2 separate regions of the Homo sapiens genome follow, and region 1 is linked to region 2. A link is an interaction called in ENCODE POLR2A ChIA-PET data of the cell type or tissue named here. Cell type or tissue: MCF 10A. All regions are shown on one strand. Links, peaks and the distances in the headings refer to the core of each region. The heading gives the core; the rest is flanking DNA.

Region 1 (5,381 bases), core at 85-5,084, 79 kb before region 2:
ACTTTATTTTTGCTATGGTCTGAATATTTGTGTTCCCCTCATGCCCCCAATTCATATGTTGAAACCTAATCTGATGTGACAGTATTAAGAGGCAGGGCCTTAAGGAGAAGGTGATTAGATGATGCCCTCATGACTGGGATTAGTGGCCATATGAAAGAGGCCTGAAGGAGCTTGTTTTCCCCTTTCACCACATAGGGACTCAACAAGAAAGTGCAGTCTATTAGGCCCTCATCAGACACTGAATCTGCTGACACCTTGATCTTGGACTTGCTAGCCTCTAGAACTATGAGAAATAAATGTTGTTTATAAGCCATCCAGTTTATGGTATTTTTGTTATAGCAGCCTGAATAGAAGAACTGAGACAATTTTCTAAGAAGATACAGCTATCCTTGCAGGGAAGAAATTCTTACCCATACCCTAATGGAGAAGACTCCTGGTTCCATCAGTCACGTATCCATCACTGGCTACATAAATTACTACTCTTACTCCATCACCATCCCACTCAATATTCAGTTATATAAAGACTAAATTGTAAAGTTAACTTCAGTAATTTGTGTATAAAATAAAATTGGGAATTAGGGAGAAAAATATGGTTAGTACAGTCAATTCTTGTTATTCATGGTGGTTATGTTCTGTAAAGTCATCGTGAACACTGCATTAGCAAATATTGAACCATTTCTCTTAGGGGAAATACAGGGTTAAGTTTCTGCAAGCCTCAAATCACAACTTATGTCAACAGATCAAGACATAACCTTGTTTTCTGTGTGTTTCTGTTTAAAGACACCTTACTATGTATGGTTGATCTATTAACATTGAACTTACAGCTAATGGCAGTGTCTTTCATATTTGAAGAAAGCTTAACTAAAACACGATTTTTTCAGTAAGGTACAGCCCAGCTTTCATGAGCATAGGAACACCTGACAGTACTTCAGTACTATGCTTGGGAGTCACTCAAAGTGGTGAAATCAGTGACAGGAAGCATACACAAAAAAGTGGCACCAAATGCACAGTGGAAAGGACAATTGTTTATACTATGAAAGCTGACACAGGAAGATGGAGTGTTACCTTGTTCAGCCTCAGCTGGAACATATGCTTGGAGTGATTTCAGTATTTTGCTACCCTGAACATGCATGTGTTCTTGAATGACTGAAAATGCTGTGAATATGAGTTTGGGGATTACGAATGAATTTTAGTGCATAGGCAAATTCACAAATACAGAATCTAAATTATGAAGATTGACTGTATATACAAATAAACATGTATATAATCAAAGAGAAAATATGCAAAGCTACTGCATAGCTTGTGTCTGTAACTGGTCTGAGGTGGTAGCTGAAATATGTGGCTTCCTTCATCTACTCCCTGTTCTATAGCTCTCTTGCCTTCTGCCAGAATTTCAGTTACTCTGGCTTTTTTTTTTTTTAACCTGATTGAGTGACTCATAAACTTTCCTTCTTGAAGGGACTGTGTCTTATTTGCTCTGTTTTTTGGTTGCTGTAACGTTTCATTAACCTTGTATTGAGCATGGAAGTAGTATGACATGCCCTAGGCAATCTTCTGGGTTCCACTTACCCTACTTTGCCTCCATTGCAAAATAGCACACTTGTTTGCCCTTGGTAATTCGGATTCATTTTTCCAACTAGTAGATTAACCAATGTTTTTGGCTTGTTGGTTTCAGTGACATAAGAAGTACAAAATGGCCATATGGGAGTCTCATCTTCCAATTAATCGGAAACATTGTTGTGTCCCCTTTGGAAGCATTTCTCCTTTAAGGACTAAGATCTCCAAACCATCAGAGCTCAAAGTTGCCAGGACTAGAAACAGAAATTTTGCAAGTGGCTTATGTGGGTATAATAATGAGAGGAGCCATGCCTGCTTCTACTTTTTGATTCCTGGACTGACATATTCTGGCTGTGGGCAAGATAGCATCATATAATGGTCTGTGATTGAAATAATAAACTGCAGCTTGTAAAACAGAGCCCCATCCTTTCAGGTTTTTGTCTCCTAACTAGTGCTGCTGCTGAAGTCTTCAGTAAGCCATTCTATGTGATGGAGTAATGGTAAAACCAGTTAATCTTAGTGTCATGAGCACATTGTCCACCTCTTTTGCTATGAAGTGAATTCCTTAAGGAGATACAGTGCTGTATAGAATGCTGTAATGATAGGTAATACATTCTGTGAGTCTATGAATGGTGGAGTTGGCAGAAGCATTGCAGGCAAATTCATATCTGGAATATGAGAAACGGATCCATTATGGAAGAGAACCAAATAAAATCAATCTGCCACTAGGTGGCCAGCTGTCTCTTTCCCACCCATGGTGCCATACTGGGAATTCAGTGTTGGTCTCCAGCATTGGCAGATCAGATGCTCTGCAGTAGCTTTAGCCAGATCAGTTTTTTCAGTTTTAGAAAGGACTAATCTGTGTGTGTGTGTTTTTTTTTTTTTTTTTTGAGACAGAGTCTCGCAGTGTCGCCCAGGCTGGAGTGCAGTGGCATGATCTCAGCTCACCGCAACCTCCACCTCGTGGGTTCAAGTGATTCTCATGCCTCAGCCTCCCCAGTAGCTGGGATTACAGGCATGCACCACCACATCCAGCTAATCTCTGTATTTTTAGTAGAGATGGGGTTTTGCCACGTTGGCCAGGCTAGTCTTGAATTCCTGACCTCAGGTGATCTGTCCGCCTAGGCCTCCCAAAGTGCTGGGATTACAGGCATGAGCCACCGCACCTGGCCTAATCTGTGTTTTTGAACCCATTCATAATCTCCATCCCTGCCACCATGGCCACTTTGTTCATGGGTCCATTGCACAAGCTTAGATATGATGGAGAAGGAGGTTGAGTGCCACCCATAGAGTATGTCATTTTATCTACCTGATTATTAAGAGCCTCTGCATTGATGTGCCCACCTAGTCTCTCATGGTTCAGTGCTGCTGCTTAAGTTTCTGTGCAACTCTAAAATCCCATCATCCGCACTGAATTCAACTTATCTCAATATTGACTTCCTCCTGTAGTCATACCTGTCCTACAAAGGGGAGTGACAAGAATTTTGAAAACCTTGTTAGGTGGTCCCTCACTAATACATTTCTCCCTCTCTCTCTCTCTCTTTTTTTTTTTTTTAATTTTGTTTCAGAGACAAGGTTTGCTCTGTCTCCTAGACTGGAGTATAGTGGCACGATCATAGCTCACTGCAGACTTGAACTCCTGGGCTCAAAGGATCCTTCCTCCTGCCTCAGCCCCCCAAGTATTAAATAGCTGGGATTCCAGGTGTGTGCCACCATGCCTGGCTAATTATTTTATATTTTTTAGAGATGAGGTCTCATTATGTTGCCCGGGCTGCTCTTGAACTCCTGGCCTCAAGCAGTTCTCCTGCCTTGGCCTCACAAAGTGTTGGGATTACAGACTTGAGCTACTGTGCCTGGCCACTAATAGGTTTCTAAATGTCTTAGTAAAAGGAGTGTTTTCTAGGCCCTCTCATGGACATAAGTGGCAATTTGGTGTGTAGGTAACACATGATAAATCCAGTCCAACCTTCCTATCTCTCTAAACCTTTGGATCCCTCTCTCTTATTATGCTAGGGAAACTTTGGAACCTCAGCCTTATTAAATGTTAAATTAATATAATTAATGCTTAATTAAATTAAACTTCAAGTTTCAGTCAGCCAATCAAGTAAGCTGTTAAAGCCACTTCCAGTTTTGTGAGTTAACACATTAAATGTGGGATCTCTAGTACAGAAGTAGTCAAACCTTTTCTGTAAAGGGTCAGATAGTAAATATTTTAGGTTTTAGAGGCCATATGGGTTTTGTCACAACAACTCTGTTCTGCTGCTATAGTGTGAAAGCAGCCATAGACAATATGGCCCATCCATTAATGGGCATGGCCCCATTCTAGTAAAACTTTAGTTACAAAAAACGGTTTGTTGACCTCTGCTTTATAAGTATATACATATAAATGAATTAGAGCCAATGTAGTGTTATATTTCACCCTCCTGGTCTAGCACCTTTAGAATCCATTGCCATACATGTTCTGTGGGATTGTGCTAGTTTATCAGCAGATCTTTTAGTGTGTTCAGCTACTTCCTTTGGGTCATAGTATATACCTGTTCTTCTGGAGCCTGTCAAAATTTGACATGGGTTAGTGACAATGGCAGTGGTTAGGGTGTGTCTTGAGGAGGACTGAACATCCTCTTTTAAGGCATCCACCATGGGTAAAGCTGTCCTCAGGTTTTTAAGCAGTGGAAGAGTCATCTCCTCAGACAAGGGGGGAAAACTACTTCTGGTAAGGGAGACTCAGACGGACTTGGGGGTTCAAGTTGGTCAGTTTCATTTGGGTCCAAATAAATATTCCCATTCCAAATTTAAGGATTCCATTCTTTACTAATCTGTCCCCTTTCACAGGAGAAACTTGGTGAGACCATGAATTCAGCTATTGTTTTAATTCAGCAACCCTCATAATTAAATTAAATTTTATATTTGATTTTCAGCTAAATCAGCTCTAAGACCATGACTTGATCTGAAAGTTGGATCTGAGCTGGTTATTTTCTCCCTGTAGGTGCCCCAGTGCAGCAGTCCCCAACCTTTTTGGCACCAGGGATTGGTTTTGTGGAAGACAGTTTTTCCATGGACTGGGTTGGGTAGGGGGAGGATAGTTTCGGGATGAATCTGTTCCACTTCAGATCATCAGGCTTTAGTTAGATTCTCATAAGGAATGCACAACCTAGACCCCTTGCATGCGCAATTGATGATAGGGTTTGTGCTCCTGTGAGAATCTAATGCCTCCACTGATCTGACAGGAAGCAGAGCTCAGGTGGTAATGCTCTCTGGCTTGCCGATCACTTCCTGCTGTGTGGCCCAGTTCCTAACAGGCCATGGACTGGTACTGGTCCGTGGCTGGGGGCTTGGGGACCCTGCTCTAGTGCTCTCAAAAGAACCCACCCCACATCAAAGTCCTTATTTTCATAATTTCTGCCATTATGGTCAGTTGCAGCAGCCACTTGGGCTTCTAAGACATGTCCCTCAGTACTTCATTACAGTCAACCAAAGTGATAGCTTAGTTAATTGTGACTCCAATACCTACTGTGGATTACTAGCATTTCATCTCCCATTGGCGAGGAACTTAGCACTGCACTGAAGCCCAAGGCCATGACCAAACCAGTCCTCGAATTGCATCTCTGTGGGCCTGTCTCCTAGGACTGCTCCCAATACCAATTGTGTGTCACTCATGGTCCGTTGAGGAGAGACCGAAATCATGTAGTTACTTAGAAAGGGGAAGTTTAATCTAAGAACTGTTAAGTTGTGATAGGAGAGTAACTAAAGATGTAAAGAGAACTCTAACGGATATTCTAGGACTAAGAGCCTCAAGGAAGGACCAACTTGCAAGAGGGGTCCCC
Region 2 (5,381 bases), core at 261-5,260:
TTTGCATTGCTCCTCAAGAATGTGAAGGGAATATAGAAGAAAAGTAATTTGGGATAAGATTTTTTAGATTCAGAAGTTAGAAAATGAATTGGCTAATACGCAACATGGTATTCTTTATCTAGGGCTGATATATGTCTGGCTTATTCTATTTTTCATAGCTGTTCAGTAATGGTGGGATAAACATTGGATGTGTGTGTGTGTTTTTTTTTTTTTACTTTAAGTTCTGGGATACATGTGCAGAATGTACAGGTTTGTTACATAGGTATACACATGCTATGGTGATTTGCTGCACCCATCAACCCATCATCTACATTAGGTATTTCTCCTAATGCTATCCCTCCCCCAGCCCCCTACCTCCCCACGGGCCCTGGTGTGTGATGTTCCCCTCCCTGTGTCCACATGTTCCCATTGTTCAGTTCCCACTTATGAGTGAGAACATGCAGTGTTTGGTTTTCTGTTCCTGTGTTAGTTTGCTGAGAACAATGGTTTCCAGCTTCATCCATGTTCCTGTGAAGGACTTGAACTCACCTTTTTTATGGCTGCATAGTATTCCATGGTGTATATGTGGCACATTTTCTTTATCCAGTCTATCATTGATAGACATTTGGGTTGGTTCCAAGTCTTTGCTATTGTGAACAGTGCTGCAATAAACATACCTGTGCATGTGTCTTTATAGTAGAATGATTTATAATCCTTTGGGTATGTACCCAGTAATGGGATTGCTGGGTCAAATGGTATTTCTGGTTGTAGATCCTTGAGGAATCACCACACTGTCTTCTACAATGGTTGAACTAATTTACTCTCCCACCAACAGTGTAAAAGCCTTCCTATTTCTCTACATCCTCTCCAGCATCTGTTGTTTCCTGACTGTTTAATGATCGCCATTCTAACTGGTGTCAGATAGTACCTCATTGTGGTTTTGATTTGCATTTCTCTAATGACCAGTGATGATGAGCTTTTTTTCATATGTCTGTTGGCTGCATACATGTCTTCTTTTGAGAAGTGTCTGTTCATATCCTTCGCCCACTTTTTGATAGGGTTGTTTTCTTGTAAATTTGTTTAAGTTCCCTGTGGATTCTGGATGTTAGCCCTTTGTCAGATGGATAGATCGCAAAAATTTTCTCCCATTCATGGCAACAAAATTCTCCCGTGTAGGTTGCCTGTTCACTCTGATGATAGTTTCTTTTGCTGTGGAGAAGCTCTTTAGTTTAATTAGATCCCATTTGTCAATTTTGGCGTTTGTTGCCATTGCTTTTGATGTTTCATGAAGTCTTTGCCCATGCCTGTGTCCTGAATGGTATTGCCTAGGTTTTCTTCTAGGGTTTTTATGGTTTTATGTCTTACGTTTAAGTCTTTAGTCCACCTCGAGTTAATTTTTGTATAAGGTGTAAGGAAGGGGTCCAGTTTCAGTTTTCCACATATGGCTAGCCAGTTTTCCAACACCATTTATTAAATAGGGAATCCTTTCCCCATTGCTTGTTTTTTGTCTATTGGGTGTTTTGTTTTGTTTTGTTTTTTTAGATGCTCTCTTAGAGTGTGGAGTCTGAGAAAGTATAACTTAAAATGGTCTGTCTAGTTATATCTGTGGGAAGTCTTACATCATCCATACTTAGGTTTCTAATTAGTTTTCTGCAATTGTGTGAATATAGGAAACAACCTATAATTTTACATTTTTGTCTTATGTTGGGAAAAATGTGTTCACCTTAAATTTTAATACAAATACGATACAAAAGACTGCTTTGGGGAGATAACTCTGAAATGTAAGAATGAAAACATGTTTTAAATATAGAGTCTGCACAAGTAGCAAAATCATGTATATTGAAACATCTTCCTATTGTATTCCTTCAAGGTCTGTTTCCTTACTAAGCTATGTGTTGTGTTATGGGTGTTCATTGTAAAGTTAAACCTTACTACTGTTTATGATGGTTTTGTTTTTATACTAAACTGGGAGAAGTTTTTTATGTCCCTGTGGGTTGGGCTATAGTAACATTTAATGTAATGATGCACTGATGCGAGAATTCACTTTAGGATAAAAGATTGAAGGGTCCCCTTCCCCAGTGCCACAGGGCCAAAGGTGGTGGTGGTTCGTTTCTGTACGTAGTGTGTAGCCTGTCAAAATCTGTTAGTCTTGTTGTAGGACTCTTTCCTTAGTTCAGCTAAAGACAGGGGGTCCTTGTCACACGGCCACGAAAAATGAGGCTCACAGACAATTTGAAGAGGGCAGGACTTATTGGGTGAAAAGGAAAAGAGGGAAACAGGACTCTCTACAAGGCCAGAGTCCCAGCTAGTGTGCTTCCCACCTTGCAGATTGAATCCCAGGTTCCATCCAGGAAGAGGAGGGAGGGGCCAGGCTTCTTCCCGAGGCTCCACCCCAGTGCACACTCCTCCCAGCGTGCAGGCCAGTTGGAGTTTTTCTGGGAACCCCTTTGCATTTGGCTGTCTCAGTCTTAGGCCAATATCTTTCTCATTTTAATCTGTCCAAGGTGCCTTACATTCCCTCCATGTTTAGCTGTTGCGAAGATGAGTGTTCACATGTCTTTTATCCTAGTGAAATGCATTTTCATAAAAACAAGAATTTTATCCCAGCAATCTATTATTGGAATTATCTATGCAGGGAGAATATTGAGAAAAATTTGAGTGGGGGCTTCCCTAGACTATCCCCAGATTTGGTGATCTGGTAAGAAGACACACAGGACTCAGCATATAGTTGTACTCAGGGCTTTCATTCCAGTGAAAAAGCAAAGTCAGCACAGGGAAAAGGTGCAAGGGTGAAAATCTGGAGGAAACCAGGCAGAAGATTCCAGGACTTCTCTCCCTGTGACGTCATAAAGAACAAGCTTAATTTTTCCAGTAATGAGAAATTCTACAATGTGTGAAATGTTGTCTACCAGGGAAGCTCGTTATAGACACTGCACCCAGAGTTTTTTTGGGGAACTAGTCACTAGACACGTTCTGTCTGGCCTGCACCAAAATCCCAGACTCCCAGAAGGAAAGATGTTTACCATAAACTGTATTTTTCATACAAACAGTTCAGGCATGAGTCATTCTTACCATGGAATGTTGGGAACACTCCTGAAATCTGGCTTCCCAAACGTCAGCAGTAAGCCAACCTTGTCAGCAAACTTTTCTAAGGATAGTTGTCTCAGGACTGCTGTGTTGACTCTCTTCTGCATATTAGATACCCAGATGCCTTGTATTTTCTAAGTATTTAAAATACTGCTGGGCGTGGTGGTGCGTGCCTGTAGTCCCAGCTACTTCATGGGCCTGAGGCAGGAGGATGGCTTGTGCCTGGGAGGTCGAGGATGCAGTCAGCCAAAGTGACAGAGACCCTGTCTCTTAAAATTTTTAAAAAAAAATACTGTGTAATAAAATAAAAGATGTAATGTGGATAGTCAGCAGACTTCCTATACTGGGACTATATGTATTTTGTATTTTGATTGACACTTAGGTTTGTAATAGTGTTAAAGCCTGTGGGTTACTGAGTCATTCGGATTGTGGACAGTTCCTTCTGTTCCCTTTCTTTCTACAAATTTTTTTTTTCTAGCTTCCCATTGGCCAAACCCACCTCCTGATCCCTTTCTAAATGTCTAATTCTTCTGGACTGTTGTCAATCCATAGCTGACCAGGCCGATTTTCTTTATCACTGTCTTTCTTTCCTGTGTAACAACCACTTAGTCTTAATGGTGGTAAGATTGCTCTGGATAAAGTGCTGATATTAACATATTTACCCAGAGGGTATGGGGAGATAATGCGGGAGGGTGGGCAAGTAAACAGCAGTACATTTTGTTGAATGAGAATAATAAACTACCTAAACTCAGTTTTCATTATTATGCCTTTTAAACCTTTTTTTTTTTTTTTTTTTTTTTTGAGACGGAATCTCACTCTGTCACCCAGGCTGGAGTGCAGTGGTGCGATGTCGGCCACTGCAAACCTCCGCCTCCCAAGTTCAAGCGGTTTTCCTGCCTCAGCCTCCCGAGTAGCTGGGACTACAGGCGTGCACCACCATGCCCGGCTAATTTTTGTGTTTTTTTTTTTAGTAGAGACGGGGTTTCATTGTGTTGGCCAGGCTGGTTTTGAACTCCTGACCCTCATGATCCGCCCACCTCGACCTCCCAAAGTGATGGGATCACAGGCATGAGCCCCTGTGCCCGGCCTCTTAAATATTCTTGATCAAAGTTACTAACGGGGTATCACTTAAGGTTTTTGGCAATAATGGCCAAAGAGTGAAGGGGTTGGGGGATGACGACTTTAGCATCAATTTTACAGGATAAGAAAAGGCAATAAATTATAATTTGCCTTAACAATATTATCTTAAACATATTTTGACAGCTATTCAGGATTATGAAACTGCTCAGGAACACAATGAAAATGATCAGCAGATTCGAGAAGGTCTAGAGAAAGCACAAAGATTATTGAAACAGTCGCAGAAACGAGATTATTATAAAATCTTGGGAGTAAAAAGGTGAATTATTAATTTAAAATTTACTTTGCTATTTTTAATCAACTCTGTTTCAAAGCTAATCATTGCTCTTTTTCCTCTCTGATTCATTTTCTTTACTTATGTAATTTCAGTCATATGGATTAAACCTTAACAGTCTTTAACATTAGAAAGCTACTTTGAGTATTTTATAGGCAAGTTTCTTTGATAGAGACCAATAATGCAACAACAGAATTAGTAGTTGGCAACAAAGATGACACTGTAGCATGAATGGGTCCTAAGCCTAGATTTTTTAAGAAGGGTAAAGGGGTAGGAGTGAGATTCCTTTTGGTGGGGATGGAGGAGGAGACGGAATGAGTAAAGAAAAAGCCTTCTCTAGGCCTAAAAATAAAGTAGTGCTTTCAGAATTAAGTCTGAAATTAAGATCTACCTTATATAAAAGTACATACTAAGTAAATGATACACCTCCCAGTGCCTGTGGGTGAATTCTGAAATTAAGTAAATGATATACCTCCCAGTGGTTCGCTGAGTAAACCATCAATTTTTCAAAATTTGGAATCTTTGTGCTTACTATTAAGTAAGCTAATGCAGAAGCATAATTGAAAGTGGCATTCAGAGTCAAATATTTTTTAATACCAAGAATTGAATTATGGTAACTTGGAAATTCAGAAAGTTAAAAAATTCATTGATGTACCTTTTTTAAAAAAGGGAAAGTTCTAAAGATCAGGAGTGCTTTATTCTCAGTAATCTTAGTGAGCGAGTATCCAAGGAAGCCTGATGTCAGCTTTAATGATCATCCAGAACTGTGTATGCAGATCTTTGGCCTGTGATACCATTGGAACTATTTTATAAAACCAGTTTTGTTAATTGCCAGTAGGATCTTAATCAGCTCTTCTGATTTTTATGATAGTATGTTAGACACTTTTCCACTAATGATTATTTA

The links. Peaks named below come from ENCODE experiments on the same cell type or tissue, not always from the same donor. Only the 100,000 strongest peaks of a DNase experiment are listed, where the experiment ranks them.
Region 1: POLR2A ChIA-PET joins it to region 2 with 14 read pairs; 2 of 35 experiments call an interaction of 5 or more read pairs at or near these places.

The regions. Positions count from the first base shown.
Region 1 is chr13:95,702,423-95,707,803 of GRCh38, forward strand. The region is part of intron 1 of DNAJC3 (DnaJ heat shock protein family (Hsp40) member C3); the gene reads left to right. Among named protein-coding and RNA genes, the nearest start is that of DNAJC3, 28 kb to the left of the region's middle. RefSeq lists an enhancer at 4,714-5,003. In MCF 10A, for the core only: a CTCF peak has its summit at 2,301 (motif pointing right); a DNase peak (open chromatin) is centred at 2,299.
Region 2 is chr13:95,781,610-95,786,990 of GRCh38, forward strand. DNAJC3 (DnaJ heat shock protein family (Hsp40) member C3) reads left to right here. Exons shown (of 12, transcript NM_006260.5): 10 at 4,330-4,462. Among named protein-coding and RNA genes, the nearest start is that of DNAJC3, 110 kb to the left of the region's middle. In MCF 10A, for the core only: no CTCF peak of the experiment used is centred there; DNase peaks (open chromatin) are centred at 3,052 and 3,502.